Linked DNA regions of Homo sapiens: region 2 is linked to region 1. A link is a loop called in an ENCODE intact Hi-C map of the cell type or tissue named here. Cell type or tissue: heart right ventricle. All regions are shown on one strand.

Region 1 (4,000 bases):
ACCCTCTTTGATCTCAATAAAATTTCCAGGAGGGCGCAGAATTACTTAGTCCTACTTGATTAATTCTATCCTATCTAGAGCATTCCTTCACACCTCATTCCCTGAAAGATCCCAGGGAAGGAAGTCACAACACTGCATTTTATTCCCAACCAGTTATGACTCTGTGCACAGTTCACGGCCTCATTTGTACATTAAGACATCCACATCTCTGGATTCTAAAGGCTAGCCACTCCCTACATGGAAATTCTATAATTCTGCTTCTCTTGATTACTTTGCACAAACAGCAATGCAAATTCTGGACCTGAGAGACAAAAATACAAAACAGAGCCCCTAGAACAAAGCATTCTTTATCTTTGAAGGCAACTCAGGTGCTCTCATGGGTATTTCCATTTTCACTGTATCTATTGTTTCCATTTCATCATCTGGATCTCGAACTTCTCAGAGATAGAACCTTCTGTCCACTCACAGTATTTAGTAAAGCACAGAGATGCAGCTTCCATCACTGGGTTCTGTCATAGACAGGATTGTCAGACAAAAATACAGGATTCCCAATTACATTTGAGTTTCAGACAAATGACAAGTGATTTTTTTTAGCATAAGCATAGCCCATGCAATATTTGAGACATACTCACACTCAGTAATTATTTATTGCTTATCTGAAATTCAAATTTAACTGGATGTCCTGTATTTTTATTTGATAAATCCCAGAACCTTAGTCATAAACCATTGTGTCTGAGACCATGAGTCATGGACAGTGGTATACGTGAATTTGAAGTCCATCTTGACCACAGCTAGATGAATAACTAAGCAGGTTACACAGCCTCCATGATCCTTGATTTCCTCATCAGCTGAATGTGAATAATATTCAAAGGAGAGCCATACCAAGAGAAATGGGCATCCAGGAAAAACTAAGGATTGTTTTTTTTTTGCCCCATCCAATCACTATTAGTTAAATATTGGCATATATTTATTTAGTGAAAATAGGAATAATATATTAGAAATCAACCCTCTTATGGTTTGATTACTCTGGCATTTGTTTGGCTCTACAGCCCCTTTATCTGACTCTATTCCTAGTCCTGCTGTAAGGATTAATATCAGAGATTTGAAGTCTTAGTACAGCTCCTGGCAGAGAGTATACGCTCATTGGATATAGATAATATTATTGTTATTCTTAAAAGATCTATGTCTGAGTAACCCACTCATGAAGATGATCTTTGGACATGGCTTCACAAGCATCTTTTAATCACAGCTTCAGACCTGAGAGATAATCTGGTCTAATTTTATCATTTTGCAGATAAGGAAACTGAGGCCTTGGGAGAGAAAGGAATTTACTCAGAGTCCTCTAGGCAGGTGGGGACACAGCCTGGGAGGCTCAGGACTCTTTGCTGCTATATTACTTTGCAGAGAAGTCCACCAACACTCCGGATACCTAGATGGCTGCTGACCAAATCCAGTAAAGACTGACCCCTACAAAGCAAAAATGACAGGCACATTTAAGCACATGTGCAAATATTAGCTTTACCATTATGAAAGTTTATGGGAACACAGGAATCTTGCTATCACCATTGGACACTTAAAACATCGGTATCCAGCTGGGCGCGGTGGCTCATGCCTGTAATCCCAGCACTTTGGGAGGCCGAGGTGGACAGATCACAAGGTCAGGAAATCAAGACCAGCCTGGCTAACACAGTGAAACCCCGTCTCTACTAAAAAATACAAAAAATTAGCTGGGCTTGGTGGCGGGCGCCTGTAGTGCCAGCTACTTGGGAGGCTGAGGCAGGAGAATGGTGTGAACCTGGGAGGCGGAGCTTGCAGTGAGTCGAGATCGCGCCACTGCACTCCAGCCTGGGTGACAGAGCGAGACTCCGTCTCAAAAACAAAACACAAAAAACAAAAAACAAAAAAACAACAACAAAAAAAATCGGTATCCTTCCCTCCAAAACCCCACTCAAATCAGACAGGGAGGCTGGAGCTCAGGATCCTACCATAGTCATCTCCAAATAAACATCAATTTCCGATTGTGAAACAGCCCCAATGAGTTTCCAAGTATCTTTGGAAACTATTAAGACGCTTGTGTAGATTATAATTACAAACGCTTATTAAAACAGTATGCCCCGGGAAACAGAGAGGACAAACAATGACAAACACAAAGGTCACTGCCTGATGAAATATTTCCATTAGGTGGCCCAGGTCCATGTTCTTTTCCTGATTTTCCTTCTTAATCAGAGGCTCAAAGAGGTGTCGATGAGTGCTGGAGAGTTAACGTTCCATGAGAATTGAAAGCTTCAACTTAACAATTCATTGTTCTAAATATGTTCTTATGTTTTTTGGCAGCTTGAATGTGCAAGCGCATATCTGAGCTGACCTCTGGCTGCAATTCACGCACAGTCTGTGCAGCAACAGAGACTAAATATTTCTGACATTGCTTAAGAAAGGAGTCACTTTAAGTGGGTTTACACTTTGTATTCTTACCAAAAGTATGGTTCAACATTAATAGGGTTAAAGCTCCAGTTAGAGAATGTGCATAACTATTATCCAAGAGCCATGGGGGCAGGGAAAGGGGAAAATCTCAGATGAGCACTGAAGGATGGTTTGACAAGGATCTCAAACATCCTTAAGTTTTACTTCATTTTATTCTTTTCTCTGCAGAGTCTTGGTTGAAGATGTCAGGTTCCAGATATGCATTTGAATTTGGGGGGTTTTGTGGATAAAACTGAGAGGTGAGAGGTACTGTGAGATGAGACAAATGGAAAATTCTAGGAAACCCTGTTTTTGTTGGCCAAATAAATAAATACATTTTGAAAATCACACACTATTAATAACATTCTTGGGTATGGCTGGCTCAGACAACACAGCTCATTATTTGGAAGAGAAAACAAAAGGCTTTCGTAAAGTTCTTGCATAGATTTTAATATACCAGACTTTCTATTTTTAAACTTTAATGGCTAAAATTTGTTGTATAATAGAAACAAATTCCAAATGGTATTAGAAGGGAAAATGAACTTTTATCTCTCAGTTGCAGCTAGCTTTGATTCTATCTTCTGTAAAACAAACATCTCTCTCTCTCTCTCTTATCTATCATCTATTTATCTATGTATCTATGTATCTATGTATCTATCTATCTATCTATCATCTGCTAGATCTATCTATCCATTCATCCATTCAGCTATCTACCCATCTATCCACACGTACACACACACACGATCTGAAATAAGCATACATACTTAAACATTAATGGTGTGTTTGAACAAGTTTTATGCTTTTTCTCATATATAAAATGGGTATAAGAATAATACTTGCTTTACAGGGTCGTTGCAAGAATTAAATAAGCTCATAGATGTCAAATGTTTAGAACATTGTTTGGCTTGCAATGATTAAATAGCAGGTGAGATCCATACTTATAAAAATTTATTAATACGATTATCTCTGCCGCATTTAGGTTAGTATTTTTAAATGAATAAAAATTATGTTGATGTTTTTTACATTTAACATAATTCAGCCATTCTATTTTTTTTTGTGCATAAGAAAACATGCATACACAGATACACATACAGACACAGCTCAGATAACAAAAGCCCTTATGTTATTTCTGTCACCTACAGTTTAGAAAGCATTGTATGCCAGTTTGAGGGAATCCTTGAACTTGAAAGGTCACACAGTGTGTTAAGGAATAGCCATTCCTACAGCCAGATCCCAATTTCCATTCCTGCGAGTGCCCAGATCTTTACTCTCAGCTCATCCCACAACCCTGGGAACGCCTGCAAATGCAGACCCAGCAACCAAGATGCTGTGAGACAATGTTCAGATACGGAATTTTTACTTAATTAATATGTGATATTCAACTACAGACTCACTATGAATTTATATTTATAACTAGAGCACTAGAAGGTACAGGCCATACCTATATTTTTTCTGTTTCTTTCTATGCACATAAAAAGCTTTAAAAAGTCCTTTCTAATTGTGATTTTTTAAAAAAGAAAACTACAGAAGAATTAAATTA
Region 2 (4,000 bases), 86 kb before region 1:
TGTTTTCATTCTTTTTGGCCTTCATGTCTTCTCTCCTACTTTTATTCCTCCTTGATTTTCACTCATGATTAAAACATCAAAATGTGTGTGTGTGTGTCTGTATACAAACACAAGTAATTATTCTCACATGGTGAAATCTACAATTGCACACACACATTCATGGAACTGTTCACATCAAATGGAATCTTCTTTAACACCAGCCACTATTCCAGGCCATTTACAGGCGTCCACTCACTTAATCCTTAGAAAAGCCTCACGAAGTAGTTACTATCACTACACCATGGTTAGGACGAGAAAAATGAGACAAAAGAATGTTATGTTACTTCCCAAGGCCATGCAGGCAATGACAGATAGAGTCAGGATTTGAACACAGCCCAAGCATCCCAGCTCCGGAGCCCATGCTTTTCATCAGGATGTGAACAACAGGGGAGTATGCGTAAGCCACAGATATGTTATCTATGCTGTATACTCCTGCACCCCTTCTGGCTTCTGCTATAGCAAATGAACAACAGCAACAAAAAAAGCCCCGTTGGCTGGGCGCACTGGCACACGCCTGTAATCCCAGCACTTTGGGAGGCCGAGGCAAGCAGATCACAAGGTCAAGAGATCAAGACCACCCTGGCCAATATGGTGAAACCCCCTCTCTACTAAAAATAGAAAAATTAGCTGGACATGGTGGTGCATGCCTGTAGTCCCAGCTACTCGGGAGGCTGAGGCAGGAGAATCGCTTGAACCTGGGAGGTGGAGGTTGCAGTGAGCCGAGATCGCGCTCCAGCCTGGAGACAGAGCATCTCAAAAAAAAAAGTAAGTCCCATTGTTAGGAACTTCACATTCTAGAAGTGGGAGATAGACAAAAACCAAACAAGCAAATGAATATTGATTCCTACATTATATAGAATATGTTATGAAGGATGAAGCAAGGTAGCGGGGTAGAAAGTAAAAGCAGGGTGGCAGAGGCTGTAATTTTATGCAGGGTGGTCCTGGGAGACCTCTCTGATGCGGTGACTCTGTGAATATGTGACTGCATTAAATGCAACCGCTTCCATCCTCACCTCCCTTTCTTATGCTCATTTCTTTCCTTTGCACTACTGCATTTCTTTCTTCTCCTCAAGATTTACGGGGTACCTGCTGTATGAAACAGGTGATACTAGGTATTGTTGTAATTTAAGAGAAAAGAAGGGCAGCCTGTGTTTGTACATTCAAAATGCTGATCAGCTAAAACAAGACCCTTAAATAAACTCACCACATCACTTAGAAAACTGTAGGTTTCGACAAGAGATACTTTACATCGCTACAGAGGCCAGCCTCTCAGATCTATTCCTGGGTGGAAATGATTGCAATATGAGCCAGCTACATTCACAGATGTGGTTCTGCTTTCAGAACAGTTTCCCAAGAGCGCTCCTGTAAGTTCCTTCTGCCTAGCCTACATTCATAGGAACGAAACTTTCTCTACCTCTCAGATTTCAAGATAAAGTCCAGGAGGCGGAGTTACTCTTTAAATCACTGCATACACTTTTGGGATTTCGCTGCCTGGACGGAGGTCCGGACAGGCCCCAGGCCCAGGCTTGCGGAGAGGCGCTGCCGTGGGGAAACCGGTCTCCCATGCACAAATCCCTTAGTCAATACTCAGGAATGCACTGCGCGGTGCTTGGAACGAGCCACTTCCATCTGATAGGAGGCAGGCCTGCAGTCGGAGCCGTCAGAGGCATCGCTGCAGTTCAGGTTCATTGAATCTAATCACTGACACATACAGCCTCTTCCTGATCATCTTTCATTTTCACTTGGGGAGTCCTGTTGAGAGTCCTTGCTATGATTTTATTTGGCTCACAATTTACTTGTATTATTTTAGTATTCTTTCTATAAAAGAGCCACAAGTGTGTGCCTTTGTCCCTGCCCTTGTGCTCAAGTGCCTTGAAAATCAAACTGCCAAAGGTTTCTCTTAATCACCTCCGCAGAGGAGCCCATCCGGCCCTGGCTGGCATCTGTAAGGGAAGCCAGTGTGCAAATGGCACTGGTGTCCCTTCCGTCATTTCGAGATAGTGGGAAGGGCTTATGTTTGCTTTCTTTCAGAAATGTCCTCTTCAGACGCAGCTCAGAAACCCACCCAAGAAGAGGAGGCCTGTCTTGGACACTGCTAGTGGCATTATGAGGATGTTCCCTATGCAGGCTTGGGTTTGCATGTTAAGCATCATACACCATATGCTCTGTAATTCTACCACAGTTAGACAATGTGAGCCGCTAAGTACCTGACTCGGCTGTTAGTAACAATTCCTGCTCATTGAAAGTCACTCATTTAGACTTTGGCAGTCGCAAATGTAACCAGCTCTTGAAGATAGTCTCAGAGCCTAGAAATGTCACATGAAGTTTCACTTACCAACTTGTACTCCCAGAACTGAAAAGCAAAAGTCAAAGCAAAAACCGAAAAAACAGACAATGCACATGCGAGACATTTACTTGTGTTTCTTTTTCTTTTCTTTTCTTTTTTTTTTTTTTTTTTTTGAGGCAGAGTCTCACTCTGTAGTCCAGGTTAGAGTGCAGTGGCACGATCTCGGCTCACTACAACCTCTGCCTCCCAGGTTCAAGCGATTCTCTTGCCTCGGCCTCCCAGGTAGCTAGCTGGGATGACAGAAGCATGCCACCATGCCTGGCTAATTTTTGTATTTTTTAGTATAGACAGGGTTTCACCATGTTGGCCAGGCTGGTCTCAAACTCATGAACTCAAATGATCTGCCCACCTCGGCCTCCCAAAGTGTTGGGATTACAGGCATGAACTACTGCACTGGCCTGTGTTTCTTTAAAGCTTTGTGAACAAAGTGACATCTCTCCAAAACAAACCAACAGAAGTGTATTTTTTTCAAATCATATGCTTGTACAAGTGGGAGAGGATCAGTTTATTAAAGAACTCTGCAGTTAATATTGCTGAATTATTGTGCTCTAAGCTGCACTGCAATTCATACGTGGCTTCTTAAGGAAAAACACACCAAAATAATTATTAATCAAAAACAAAAATTTTATATAAGTTCGTTTAAAAGGATGCCTATTTTGCAATAATGCCCAATTTTTCTCTATTAGTTCCCAGGGACATAATATCACTAATAAGTCCTCTTAATTAGAGAAAATCATCTCTACTCTTGATAATTTCTGGATCAAAGAGGGATTTGCAAATACCAGCCTGCATTGTGATGTTTGACTAATGGCCTAATCCATCAACCAACAAGTATTGGTATTGAATTCATTAGCATTTATTCATTTGTTCAACACACATTTCTACACCTCCTACTGTGTGTCCATCTCTACATGCTGGATATTATTAGACAGGAAACTTTATAAACATGAGCCCCCTCTTTCATGAGGCTGTCTGTCTACTGGAGAAGACACAGCCACAAATACTTACACAAATGAATACATAATGACAAGTAATGGGAAGAGATTTTATCCACCTCATTTCACTGATTCCCTTTTGGGGAGGGCAGGAAGGGAGTTTTTGCTGAAACAGATATCAAGGGACTTCATTCGCCTAACAGCCAATGCCAATATTTGTGACTGAGAAAGCAGATAACATGGACAAGAGGAAGAAGATTTTTGTCTTAGAGATGCTCCTTCTCTTTCTGAGAAATGAAAACACAAAAGCCACGGTCTTCAAAGAGGAGTCTGTGTGAGAGCTACCAGGGCAGAAGGAACACGGGAGGTTCTGGTGGAGAGAGAAACCATGGAGAAGAACAAGCAGTTTTGTGACGGCCACAGAAAGACTCCATCCAGAATGAAGTGGTTTGATGGAAAAGATGAAGAGATAAGATACCCTAGCCCCTGGACTTCCGCTGTCTGTGATGAAGTAGGGGCCACATTATTTCCTCCTACCAGGTACTATGAAGGTTCTGAGGGACACAAACCATTTCTAAGGACACAGCCTCTCTTGCCTCCCCCAGATACCCTGAAGTGAGGAACAGATTTGCTCCCTTTTAGGCAGCAGTGTGGCTGCGGTGACCTCAGTCAAAAGGAC

The links. A loop is a pair of places that touch in the nucleus more often than their neighbours do. Peaks named below come from ENCODE experiments on the same cell type or tissue, not always from the same donor. Only the 100,000 strongest peaks of a DNase experiment are listed, where the experiment ranks them.
Region 2: it touches region 1 in a loop (4-fold over the local background); 12 of 110 quality-filtered maps call a loop at or near these places.

The regions. Positions count from the first base shown.
Region 1 is chr10:10,823,100-10,827,099 of GRCh38, reverse strand. It overlaps a transcript of CELF2 not described here. Among named protein-coding and RNA genes, the nearest start is that of LINC00710, 130 kb to the left of the region's middle. In heart right ventricle, a CTCF peak has its summit at 2,382; a DNase peak (open chromatin) is centred at 2,346; H3K4me3 peaks cover 516 bases; H3K27ac peaks cover 3,380 bases.
Region 2 is chr10:10,909,199-10,913,198 of GRCh38, reverse strand. It overlaps a transcript of CELF2 not described here. Among named protein-coding and RNA genes, the nearest start is that of LINC00710, 41 kb to the left of the region's middle. In heart right ventricle, no CTCF peak of the experiment used is centred here; DNase peaks (open chromatin) are centred at 1,628 and 2,004; H3K4me3 peaks cover 977 bases; H3K27ac peaks cover 3,109 bases.